Linked DNA regions of Homo sapiens: region 1 is linked to region 2. Evidence: chromatin contacts called from ENCODE Hi-C data. All regions are on one chromosome and are shown on one strand. Each heading gives the region's core, a stretch centred on a gene start or an enhancer-like site at or near the end of the contact. The rest is flanking DNA. Distances are from core to core; before and after follow the strand shown.

Region 1 (5,860 bases), core at 900-3,399, 1.1 Mb after region 2:
TGCTTTTAACACTTTCACAAAACAGGCAAATCTTTACAAAGTTAGACTTCTTTTCTGAAGGAGAGAGCATATTTTTATGCACAACTGTCTTCTTGTTTGTTATGATTACTTTCTGGGGACTGTGGTTCAGAACAAAGTCCCTGGTCTCTGTAAGATCTCCAATCTTGAAATAAAATTATATTCATGATAAGGTTTTCATTGAGCCAGAAATGTGAAACAATGCATTTTTAAAAGATGTTCACCAACAAGGACTAATTTCTATCCTACTTACTTCTCCTCCCCAGTACTACCCCTCCTCTTCCAAGAAAAGAATTTGGTTTGGCTCTCATTTGCCCAGGAAATGCTATTAATCGCAATCTCCTATTCCCTGATAACATTACTTAATTGAGGTTTTATTGAGCTATACCATTACTCAAAGCAACAAATACAAAAGTGTGCTTTCTGTCCTCTCTCTGTCTCTCTGTCTCTCTGTCTCTCTCTCTCTCTCTCTCTGTCTCCCTCCCTCTCTTGCACTTCTGCATGCCCTATTTCTTTCACTCTTGTCCTCAAATGCAGGACTCCATTTAAAAGGAAATTACTGGGGGAAATAACAGGGAACAGAGGGGTGATTCAGTCCTTGGTTGACCTTACCTAGTCTATTGTTTTCACCAAGTACAGAAACACGACAGTTTCTATGTGAACTATAGTTGTAAAAATACAATGTGATTAAGAATATTATTGTAGCAGTCTATCAAAGAACCACAGTATATGATTTTGCTCCACACTATCTATTTTTAAGCTATAAAATCAATTGCAACCCTTCTCATTTTTCAAGGTGTTCTTTCTTTCTTCATTGACTATGAAGAGACATTTTAATAAATTTTAATGTTTTGAAGCCAGGTAGAATGTAGAACTTAAAATATTTCTTCTAATTCTGGCTATGCTAACTTAACCTTGGAAATATTAATGGTTTCTTCAATGTATTTCTGAAAAAATCAACATTTTGATTACTGAGTTATTAAATTGCCAGGGCTTTGGCAATTTCAAAATATCTCTGTCTCTGTCTCTTTCTCCATCTCTCTCTCTCTCTCCTTGTTTCAGTTTGCTACTCAAAATAAATATTCAAAGATTACTTATTATAATTATCTAATTGAATTATATAATTTTATTTCTGAAAGTAAAATGCCAGGTGGAAATTTTATATATATCTTACCTAAAATTATTTTTTGTACATCTATAAAATGAATTTTTAACATGCATGTGGTAAAAATTCATTTTCTTTATATGTACATGTTTATGAAGAAATCTAGACAAATATACACCATATAGGTCTTGGTAGTCTTTGGGCAGTTAGAATTCTTTCTTATCCATTTAAATTTTCTTTCTTATCCATTTAAAATGGTTTCATGTAATGAGCAGATATTGATGTTGTAACTGAAAAAGAAGTATTAAACTAAAATTAGTCTTTCATGGATGGAATTCGGCATGGTGAAAATGGTGATAAAACAGATTGCTATGCTGAAAGTCTCATGAAATTCTTTTTCATTACATGCTAACTCATAAAACTCATAAAATTTGAGTGAAAACCAAAAGAACTCTACTCTGATGAAGGCAGGACTGCTAGCTGTGCCATAATAGGTTATCTTTCACATCCATCAAAAATCTATTGATCATTTAATAACTGCTCCTTGATTAGGGTGGTTCTTCCAGCAAGAATCCAACTCTGTTTGTTTTCCCTTTTTCCTAATTCTGAGGCATGAAACTTTATAGGATATTTTGATTCCATGCCCAATCGTACATCTCACCTTACAGCCTCTTTATTGGTAATGACCTTGCTTTCATCATGCTTCGCCATGCCAGTCAGCCCATTCTCATCCTAAAGTGCCCAAAGAAACATAAACTCCTAACAAGTCTTCTGTTTCTCTGTTCTCCTTTCTTCCATTCATTTCACACACGCCCACCCAATTTATCCTTTTAAAATGTTACTTTAAATATATGACTCATATGCTGAAATATCTTTAGGGAGTCTCTCTGACATGAGGAAAAAACCCACACCCTTTAGCCTAGAATTCAAAGCTCTTGGACAGCTTTGTCTGCTCCAAGTCCCCTAATACAGCCTCTGCTAAACCGGAATAGCCCACTCACTAAATGGCCTTGAACTTCAACACTGTCAAGTGTTGGCTCTTCCTGTTTCTTCTGCCTGGAATGACTTAGCTTGCGGTTTCTACCAGTCTGACGCCTATAGGGCCAAGTTTAGATTCCATACTTCATATGCTCTTGGCCCACTCTACCCCTAAGATAACTCCCCCTTTGCTAAAATCCTGCCCTACCTTCTCATTTGGGCTGTGCTTTATGCTGCTTGACTTTTTTGGTGCACATGGATGCTTCCTCCCAGCTAAATGGTAACTGCCTTAAAACTGAGGGTTGTGTTTTATCTTTGGTATTTTAAAATTATCTAGAACTATGCCTCTTCAGTAATCTCTTAAGAATTGACATACAGCAAGTATTTTTTAATTAACTGAAACCTTAACCATCATGTTTTCTAAGCATTTTGGAAAACATGCAAAAGTATAGCACTCCCATTTTTATTTTTAGTAAGTGTTTAAAGATAAGTAAGTAATATTTGAGTTAACCATTATGAAAACCACAAAAGTAAGTTTACCTTTTGCTCAACTTCCTGTTTCTGAAAATGTCCTTTTCTCACTGAGTGTGTTTAGCTAGAGCATTTAAAAAGTTTGTCCAAAACACACAATCATGGCTTGCCTTTAGCAGAAATAATGTGTGTTCCTGCTTCTCTTTGTAAATAATTGAATTTGCCTCTGCAGTTCAAGAAGATCACGATTTCTTTTTGTGTGTGAAACTGACTTGCTTCTGTTTTCTCCTTATGTGCAGCAGACTATAAGGCAGAAGAAACCCTGTGCAATCGGGATATGGTGGGTAGGGAGGATAATAGAAGAGATTGACATGACTTCCATAGAAGAGTTATTTTTAAGTATAGAGAACGCCTGTCTATCCCCATGCTGAAAGAGCCTTTAGAAAATATTACCAGGATTGAAAGGCGGTGGGGGCAATTCCCATCACCTGGGATAGCCGTGCCAGTCTGCGGAGTGTTGCTGCCACCTGCTGCATGCAAACAGCCATGGAGGGGCTGTTGCCTGGGTCTTGCAGCTGCAGGACACCCGAAGTGTAAGCGTTCAGTTAATATTCTGTGGCCATGCATCTGAAATTGTTATACTTTCAGAACCTGTGTGGATCCCAAAGAAAAATTAATCAAATCTGATGGCTTCAGGCCATAGAAGTTTCTAGATATAAGAATCATTAACTAAGCCCTGAACAATACACAGAAGACAGATTTGCCGTATAGCCACTAAATGCATGGCTCAGGTAGCCCAACCCCAATGAGAGGCAAGAATTCTACTGAAAGTAAGTCTGTAGCACTGGAAAATAAACGACCATTTCCATGTTTCTGAGTTTACAGACTTTTTTGGAACAACTGTTTCACTTTAATACAATAAAAGATAGGAGAAGTCTAAATACCCCAAAGAGGGTATTGTTCTTAGAGAATTCAATAAATGTATATTTGAATTGGTTTCTACTTAGGTAAATTCCTCTTAATATGAAAAATGGAACGAGATCATAGAATCCCTTCTCCAGGCTTGTAATGTGTCCTGATTTAATAGGGACACCAACGTGCAAATCAGGATCTTCATAGTGCATCTCCAGGACTATTTTTGCTGCTATGCTTCATAAAACTTTGATTTACTAGAATTTCCAGGGGCAATGGGAAGAGATGAAGCTACCCAGAGCAGTTATGTCTCTTCCTGACCTTCTATAAAGGACTTTGAGTTCCCAGGCCTTCCCTGGAAAATCACTGTCAGTACTACCTGACCCAATATCCCCAGTGACCTGAAACTCATGGGAAGTTGGGAAGGGGTGATAATAAAGGTTTGGGGAGCACTGGACTAGGCAAGCAGTAACTACATCTAAATTCTGCAAGAAATCATTAGCTGAGGAATACTGAATAAGTATGGCAATTATCATGGCAAGTATTTGCAGTGGTGGTATAGGGGGTGATCTGGACGTCCAGGAAGACAGTCGCCCTTGTTTATTTACATGAAAACCTCTCTTCTCCCATCTAAATTTAATCTCCTGAATGGCAAAAGCATTTCCTTCTGTCTTAGCATCGTCCATATTCACCACGAGTCCTTGCATAGGAGAGATTGGTGTATACATGATGACAACCTGACGAAAATTATCTCCACCTCACCTGAAAAGAATTCCCATCTCAGGATTACAACTGGCCTTTTCATTTGTCTTTGGTCTTGCTAGGTGGTACGTATATTCTAGTAATGAGATTAGGGTCACAGGATATTTTAATCATTCATACGGTTGTATGAAGACACACATGTTTATTTGTAGTTATTCTTTGTCCATCAAACTTACAGTAGTCCTCAGTCTAATGCTTGTTTTCTTAATGTTGGAGGGTGATGACAGCCTATTTTATCTCAGGCTGAAAAACTAATACAATTAAATCAGAGAATCATAGCAGGGAACAGTCATCGTGTTCTACGAATAGCCAGACATTTTTACCAAGGGGTCACTTTCCTGAAACCTGTTTGCGGTTCTCTGTAAATAGAAGTAACTAGGCAGATGTAATAAGCCTAATAGCTCACTGAGGTGGGAATTCTCTGCCTTTGGATTCTGATTGTTACTGCCTTGCTTTGGCTTAGGCATGGATAAACTCTTCTGTGGTGAACAAAAATGGCCTCCAGCCAACCTGGTGGGAGACTTCCCTATCTGACCTCCAACCTTCCCTCGTCTTCCCAGACGAGGGGTAGAAAAGTAGCCCTCACTCCTCCACTCCCAGGAAATGTGCATTTCCCTGCAAGAGGAGAGACAATAAAATTTGGTTTGATAGCTGACACTATTCCCTGTTACTTTTCAGATTTTATTAAAATTAAATGTGTTAATTCTTTGTTCTTTCACCCCAGGGCAATTCTGGAAAGAAAACATATCTTAAGATTGAACAGAAAAACTATTATGAAAAACACCAAGCTCACATTTGTTAAATGACTTTGTGCTCTTGAAAAAAATGTATAAAAAGCACATTGCCAACTGCTCTGCGTGATATCCTTTGTTTGGATTTTAGACGCAGCTTGACTGACACAGAGATCCTGAATAAGAGACTCTTTGGATACTGAAAAGTCTCTTAAATAAGGTGATACACAAATTTCAGAGAACAATTTCAACATTGTTCTGTCGAACGTTATACTCAGTCCTGAACCACATTACTTTCCTGTCTACGTTTCATTTCCTGGGGGCTTGCCAAGTGATAAACAGACCCAGGCGTGTGTGGTAGAGTTCGGGTTTTTTAGCACGAAGTGGGTGGCTGGAGTTTGCTTGAAAACATCAATTGACTTTGTGATCATTACAGAAATGCTGGTGTAAGGTGTTCAGAAGACAATGGAGAAAAAATGGAAATACTGTGCTGTCTATTACATCATCCAGATACATTTTGTCAAGGGTAAGACTTCCAGTTGTCCCTTCTTGTCGGATGGGCCGCTTTAGGGGCGGATGGGGCCTCTGTTCATTTAAAATGCCTTGTGACTGCTGCTGAAATTGATCACCAAAGGACAAATCATTACTAAGGGTTTCAGTTATGTATTTAAGCGGCAGGTATAAGAGAGATGCTAGAATCTAGAAATGATTACTAATGAACACTAAAAATAAGAAGGGAATGGGTCATTTGTGCCACTGCTCTGAGGCATTTTCACCCATTTCCTTTCTAACAGGATCTCTGGAGTAATTGGCAAATTGTGTTTCTTGGAAATGAAATGCTCTCCAAATGGTAGCCAAAACAACTGCGGAAAAATTAAAAATT
Region 2 (5,613 bases), core at 534-3,033:
ACCTGCACATATACCCCAAATCTAAAATAAGAGTTGAAATTATAGATAAAATAAAAGTTTTATCAACATATATGTATCACTATATGTATTATATTATGTATAATTAATATAATAAATATGTATCAATAAAATATATTTTTTCCAGCCAGTCATTCATGTTACCTGTCCTCCTGTTCTTTAACCTCACAAAAATAAAATTGGGCTTTCAAAGTTTTTTTTCCTGTTGCCCAGTAGAAAAAAAATGTTGTGGCTTCTACTTAAAGTCATCTAATTTAACATCAAGGCTAAAACAGGGAGAATATCAAGAAGCTTAAGTATGTGGACAGAGAAGGAGACATTTTCATAAGTGTTAAATAACAAACAGAGAAATTTTCCTGAATGCTTCACTTCACATGACATTTGCCTTCATAAAGATTGCTCAGTACAGAAAAAAAAGAACTTTGAGAAACCCTTGAAAAAATGTATGAGATAGAACTGAACAGGCATGAGCTGTCATGCCTAGGATAAGTCAAAGAAGGAAGTCACCATGAAACATACAAAACAAAAGTGACATGGGAATCACGAGGTCATAGAATTAAGCCTGCCACCCGGTGGAATGTCACACAGCATGCAAATTAAAATTAAGGTCTCAGTACTGAGCTACTCAAGTAAAGGGATGAGCATTGTTGGAATATACCTTGAGTTGGACACACAAGTCCACTATGGTGAGATGTTTTTTAATGTCTCTACTAAACCTAATTTGATTCTGCAGAATATCTGCCTTAAAGTAACATTACATTTAGGTCTATCTAACTCCATTCTTTTGAAATACAAATTGGCCTACCCACTTAGTTCTCCATATGTAATATGTCAGGAATAAGAATTTTTCTTTGTAATAACTAGTCACATTAATAAACATTTCTTAGTATCTTTTGATACATAGAACAGACTCTTGCTTGAGTATTAGGAAATATGAAGAAAGTTTATTGCCCTGTGAGAAATTCGTAATTGGTCACTTGGTGAATTTGTACTTTATTGCTTTTCCTCTGAGAAATGCATTCCTTGGTTTATAAGACCTTGAAATCTCTAAGATAAAGAAATTTTGTTTCTATTAATGTTGAGAAACGTCATCACTATTATGTTTTTATGGTTGGATCTTTGGTGGTTACCCATTATCATTACAGACAACAATTTCACACTGTGCCTCTAACATTCTCAAATATATGAATTAACAAAGAAATTGTATGAAATCCTGAGAAGCACAGAAAAATGTATGTCTTTTTTTTTCTTAAGCTAGATATTTAAGAACAAGGCACAATACATCTTGAAAAAAAGATTTATAGAACTAATAAAATCTTGGCAAATAAAGCATTATGATTCCATTCACAAATGTGATAAAGACAGTAAGCTAAACTTTCAAAGCTGCATCTTAGACACTTTATCCTAACTAGGTTTTCTAAGATTTAACCACCCATGCGAATTACTATGTGTTGTGAATTTCAAGTACCATTTTTGCCTTTATTTATTGGATCTGCTAATTTTTCACTTCTGAGTCACAGCATTCCAGCTGAGTAATCATTGCATCATTATTTTAAAAAAAGGAAAGAAAGGAAGGGAGGGAGGGAGGAAGGAAGAAAATTATAAAACTCATAACTTTTTTGCAAAACAAAACCATGTTTTCCTCCAAAATACAAGAATTGACAGCAGAGTTTATGCTTTTCTCACAATTGCAAATACAGTTGACCTTTGAACAACATGCATCTGAATTGCACGAGTCCACTTATACATGAGTTTTCTTCTGCGTCTGCCACATCTGAGACAGCAACACCAATTTCTTCTCTTCTTACTCCTCCTCAGCCTACACACTGTAAACACAATGAGGATGAAGACCTTTATGATGATTCATTTCCACATAATAAATAGCAAATATATTTTCTCTTCCCTGTAATTTTCTTAGTAACATTGTTTTTCCTCTAGCTTATTTAATTGTACAAATTCAGTTGTACAAATTCAATTGCACAATTAAATAAGCTAGAGGAAAAACAATGTTACTAAGAAAGTATATAATACGTATATAAAAGCATATAATACATATATAAAATATGTGTTAATAGACTATGTTGTCAATAAGGGTTCTGGTCAACAGTAGGCTATTACTAGTTAGAAGTTAAAGGAGTCAAATGCTACATGTGAGTTTTTCATTGCATGGGGGTTGGCGCCTCTAACAACCGCATTGTTCAAGAGTCAACTGTACTTTTCATTATTAAAAAAAGAAAAAACTATACTCACTAAAAACTTAGTTGCTGATAGAAGCACTCCTAGCATCAAAATCTGTATTACCCAGAGTTTTCCAGAGAAACAGAATCCACAGGCTATGAGTGTGTGTGTTTATATGTTAATATCTAAATGTATATATATAAGCAGAGGTTCATTTTAAAGAATTGGCTCATGCAATTATGGAGGCTCAGTGTATCCAAAATCTTGTAACGTTGGTCACCGGTCTGGAGACTCAGGGAAGAGTTGAAGTTTGAGTCCAAAGGCTGTCTGTGGCAGAATTTATTCTTGTTGTGGAGGTTGAGTCTTTTTTTTCTATTTAGGCCTTTAATTGATTGGATGAAGCCCACTTATGTTACAGAGGGCTCTTTTCTTTACTCAAAAGTTCCCTGACTTATATGTTAATCTCATCTAAAAAACACCTTTACAGAAAACATCCATAATAATGCTTCATCAAATATCTGGGCACCATGGCCCAGCTGAGTTGACACATAAAATTAACCATCACAAACATAGATATAAAACCAGTTCTATCAACAGAAGAAAAACTCAAGGAGAGAGAAACATTGTTACAAGGCCAGGTACCCATTGCCCCTTTTATCTCAGCTCAGATGTGCCTGCAGTATGTTTAAAAGAGCACAAAGCCCAGTTACCAAAACTGTTTCTTCTGAAAATCATGCATGTGTGTGTTTATGTGTGCATAGCCCAGATGTATTATTCTAATGGAAATTTTAAGCAACATGGAATAATATTTTAGAATTTGTAAATCCTTACATATCACCATGTCATCAGTGACCTTATCTGTAGACAGAGTATCTTCCATTCCCCATCCCCTAAGCCCTAAGGGAGAAATATTTTCTGCTTCTTTATTTCAATTTTCTCTCTTAGATTGGATTGCCTTGCTGTCTAAATATGAAGCATTTTGTGACCAACTGTATCAAGTGCCTTTCTTCTCTATATTCATAACTCTTCATAAATTATCTATTCTTTGTTAAATTTGTGGGAATTCAAAAACAGTGCATTTCAAACTTTTTAAATGAATGTCATGTGTATATCATTGGGGTCAACCATTTTAAAGGACAATGGTTGTAGAAAAGCAGCTCTTTCATACATTCTACATTTTGATTTTGTTATGGTTTGACAGTGTCTCCCCAAAAGCAGGCATTGAAAACTTAATCTCCAGTGGAAGTTTTGGGAGGTGGGGCCTAATGAGAGGTGATTAGGCCATAAAGACTTTGCCCTCATGAATAAATTAGTGGCTTTATCACAAGAGTGGGTCTCTTGTAAAAAGACAGTTTTGCCTTCTTTTGTCTCTCCCTTGCCCTCTCTTTGCCCTCCCACTCTTCTGCTATGGGATGATGTAGCGAGAAGACCCTTGAAAGATGCTGGCATCTTGATCTTGGACTTTCCAGCCTCCAGAATGTGAGAAATAAACTTATGTTCCCTACAAATTACCCAGTCTCAGATATTCTATTATAGCAGCACAAAACAGACTAAGAGATTATCTGAGCTTTTGCAGCAGTACCCTGAGAATAGTCAGTAAGAATTATTAATGACAATGATGATAGTGATAGTGGTGAAGATAGTGAGAGTGGTGGTAATGCGGAAATGACAAGAAAGTAAAAAGGGCAATCGTGAGAATAATCTCTAAGTCAAGACTGAACATAAAGTATCACAGTCCAACTTGAATTCCACCATTTAAGATAACATTATTTACTATTTTCATTTCAACCTTCTATATTTGCTAGATTTTCTTTGCCAATACCAGCGAGAAATTGGCCAAGAACTATGTTACAGACCAACTACATGTCCCTTGTGGGACTGATTAATTAAAACCTGGCACTGATGAGATAAAGCTGATCCAGAAAGTGGTCGCTAGCAATATATTCCTTAGGGATTCCCAAGATTAGCTAGTAATAGGCACCTGAGGGCTATGTGACTAGCTAATATACAAGCTGAAGGGATTTCAGAGCTTTCCTTGAGTCAAGTTCATCTGCTCATGCTCAGCTTCATCTCTCATGACTTTGCATGTTTCAAATATAGAATAATTATGACATTAGAAGTTGGGCCTGGGGCTCACAAAACCTCCACTTTGCTGTTTCTGCGCATGCTGTGTTTGGTCCTGTCCAGTATTATTTCTTAAAGATAAGTAGACAATGCTGGGTAAAACCTATTGTGTCTCATGATTTTGACTGTTCATTTGAACTCAAGAAAACAACTACCAGTGGAGTCAAGTGAGCACTGTTGATATGTAGGTATCTGTATGCTGAATCTGAATGTGGGTCATGATCCAAAAAGTTTCAAAGCCACTGCTTTAGGAGAAAAGCTAACACTAGCATTGCTTGTGATCAAAGAATTATATTTGAGGAAACAATTATTTCTATTAACACAATATCATGCTAAGAGGGGAAATGAAACTCACACATTACCTGTATTAGTGTCCAAAGAAGACTAAGCAACAGAGTAAGACTGCATTAATATCAACTGACATCCACGGTGGTAGAAGTTGCAAGAACATGATGGACTGGGTGTGGAACAGAAACTCTGTTATACTTTGCAAAAGCGATGAGTTCTAAAGTAAAAGAGCACATAATATGAAGGGTTTAAAAAGGGACTTCAGAAGAAAAATGAAAAGAAAAGGGAAAATGAAAATGAAAGAGCTGGTGCAAAGAAGTATGCATGTACCTCCTGCAGCTACACATACAGGTGCCCATGTGCATGCACCCGCAGAGATTGTGCACAAAAATGTTCCAACTCACAACTATCAAGTTGTTTCTGGAGAAGTCAGACAATTTGGAAATTGCTACCCATAGGTGTCTGACAGGATTATGCAGGACCACATAGAAAGAAACATGGGCACAAAAATAAATGTTTATACTTAGGCCATGAGCAAATTGGCCATCTCTCTTGATACATTCACAGAGCATAGGTGGAAACTTTCCTTGGGCATAGGCAGAAGTCCACCCACCTAGCAGCCTAAACAAGTCTCTGAAATTGTAAACAAATGTTTAAATCCAATAGCAATTGTGGAGCTCATCAATTAGTATGTTAGTCACTTTGTAAGTTTTAAAGTTGAAAAGTATTATGGGTTGAATTGTGTTCCTCAAAATTCATATATTGAAGTAGCAACCCCAAGAACCTCTGAATGTAACCATATATGGAAATAGGTTCTTTAAAATGGGAATTAAAGTTAAATGAGGCCCTCCAACCCACGCAATTACCTTTGTAGATAGGGTGTTTAAAAAGATGATTAAGTTAAAATAAGGCCAACAGCATGTACCCTAATCTAATATAACTCGTGTCCTCAAAAAAAAGAGAATGGGACACATGACGCAATAGAACAGAGAAAAGGCCACATGA

The links. Hi-C counts contacts between places; a loop is a spot of excess contacts on that map. Pooled maps may share reads with other maps.
Region 1: a loop to region 2 is called in a map of PC-3, with 8 times the contacts of the local background. The contact joins two enhancer-like sites. A Hi-C loop is called at or near these places in 2 of 168 maps with a recorded cell type or tissue (PC-3 and naive thymus-derived CD4-positive, alpha-beta T cell) and 3 of 50 pooled maps.

What each region holds. Positions count from the first base shown.
Region 1 is chr3:111,536,807-111,542,666 of GRCh38, forward strand. It overlaps LOC105374039 (a long non-coding RNA gene), which reads left to right. Exons shown (of 3, transcript XR_001740846.1): 3 at 5,129-5,197. CD96 (CD96 molecule) reads left to right here and starts at 5,391. Exons shown (of 14, transcript NM_005816.5): 1 at 5,391-5,503. The coding sequence starts at 5,443. Within about 2 kb of position 2,150, at least 5 of the 41 ENCODE cell types and tissues checked have a DNase peak (open chromatin) inside an H3K27ac peak, as active enhancers do; they include PC-3, where a contact is called at or near this core.
Region 2 is chr3:110,418,753-110,424,365 of GRCh38, forward strand. No RefSeq gene overlaps it. Among named protein-coding and RNA genes, the nearest start is that of NECTIN3-AS1, 650 kb to the right of the region's middle. Within about 2 kb of position 1,784, at least 5 of the 41 ENCODE cell types and tissues checked have a DNase peak (open chromatin) inside an H3K27ac peak, as active enhancers do; they include PC-3, where a contact is called at or near this core.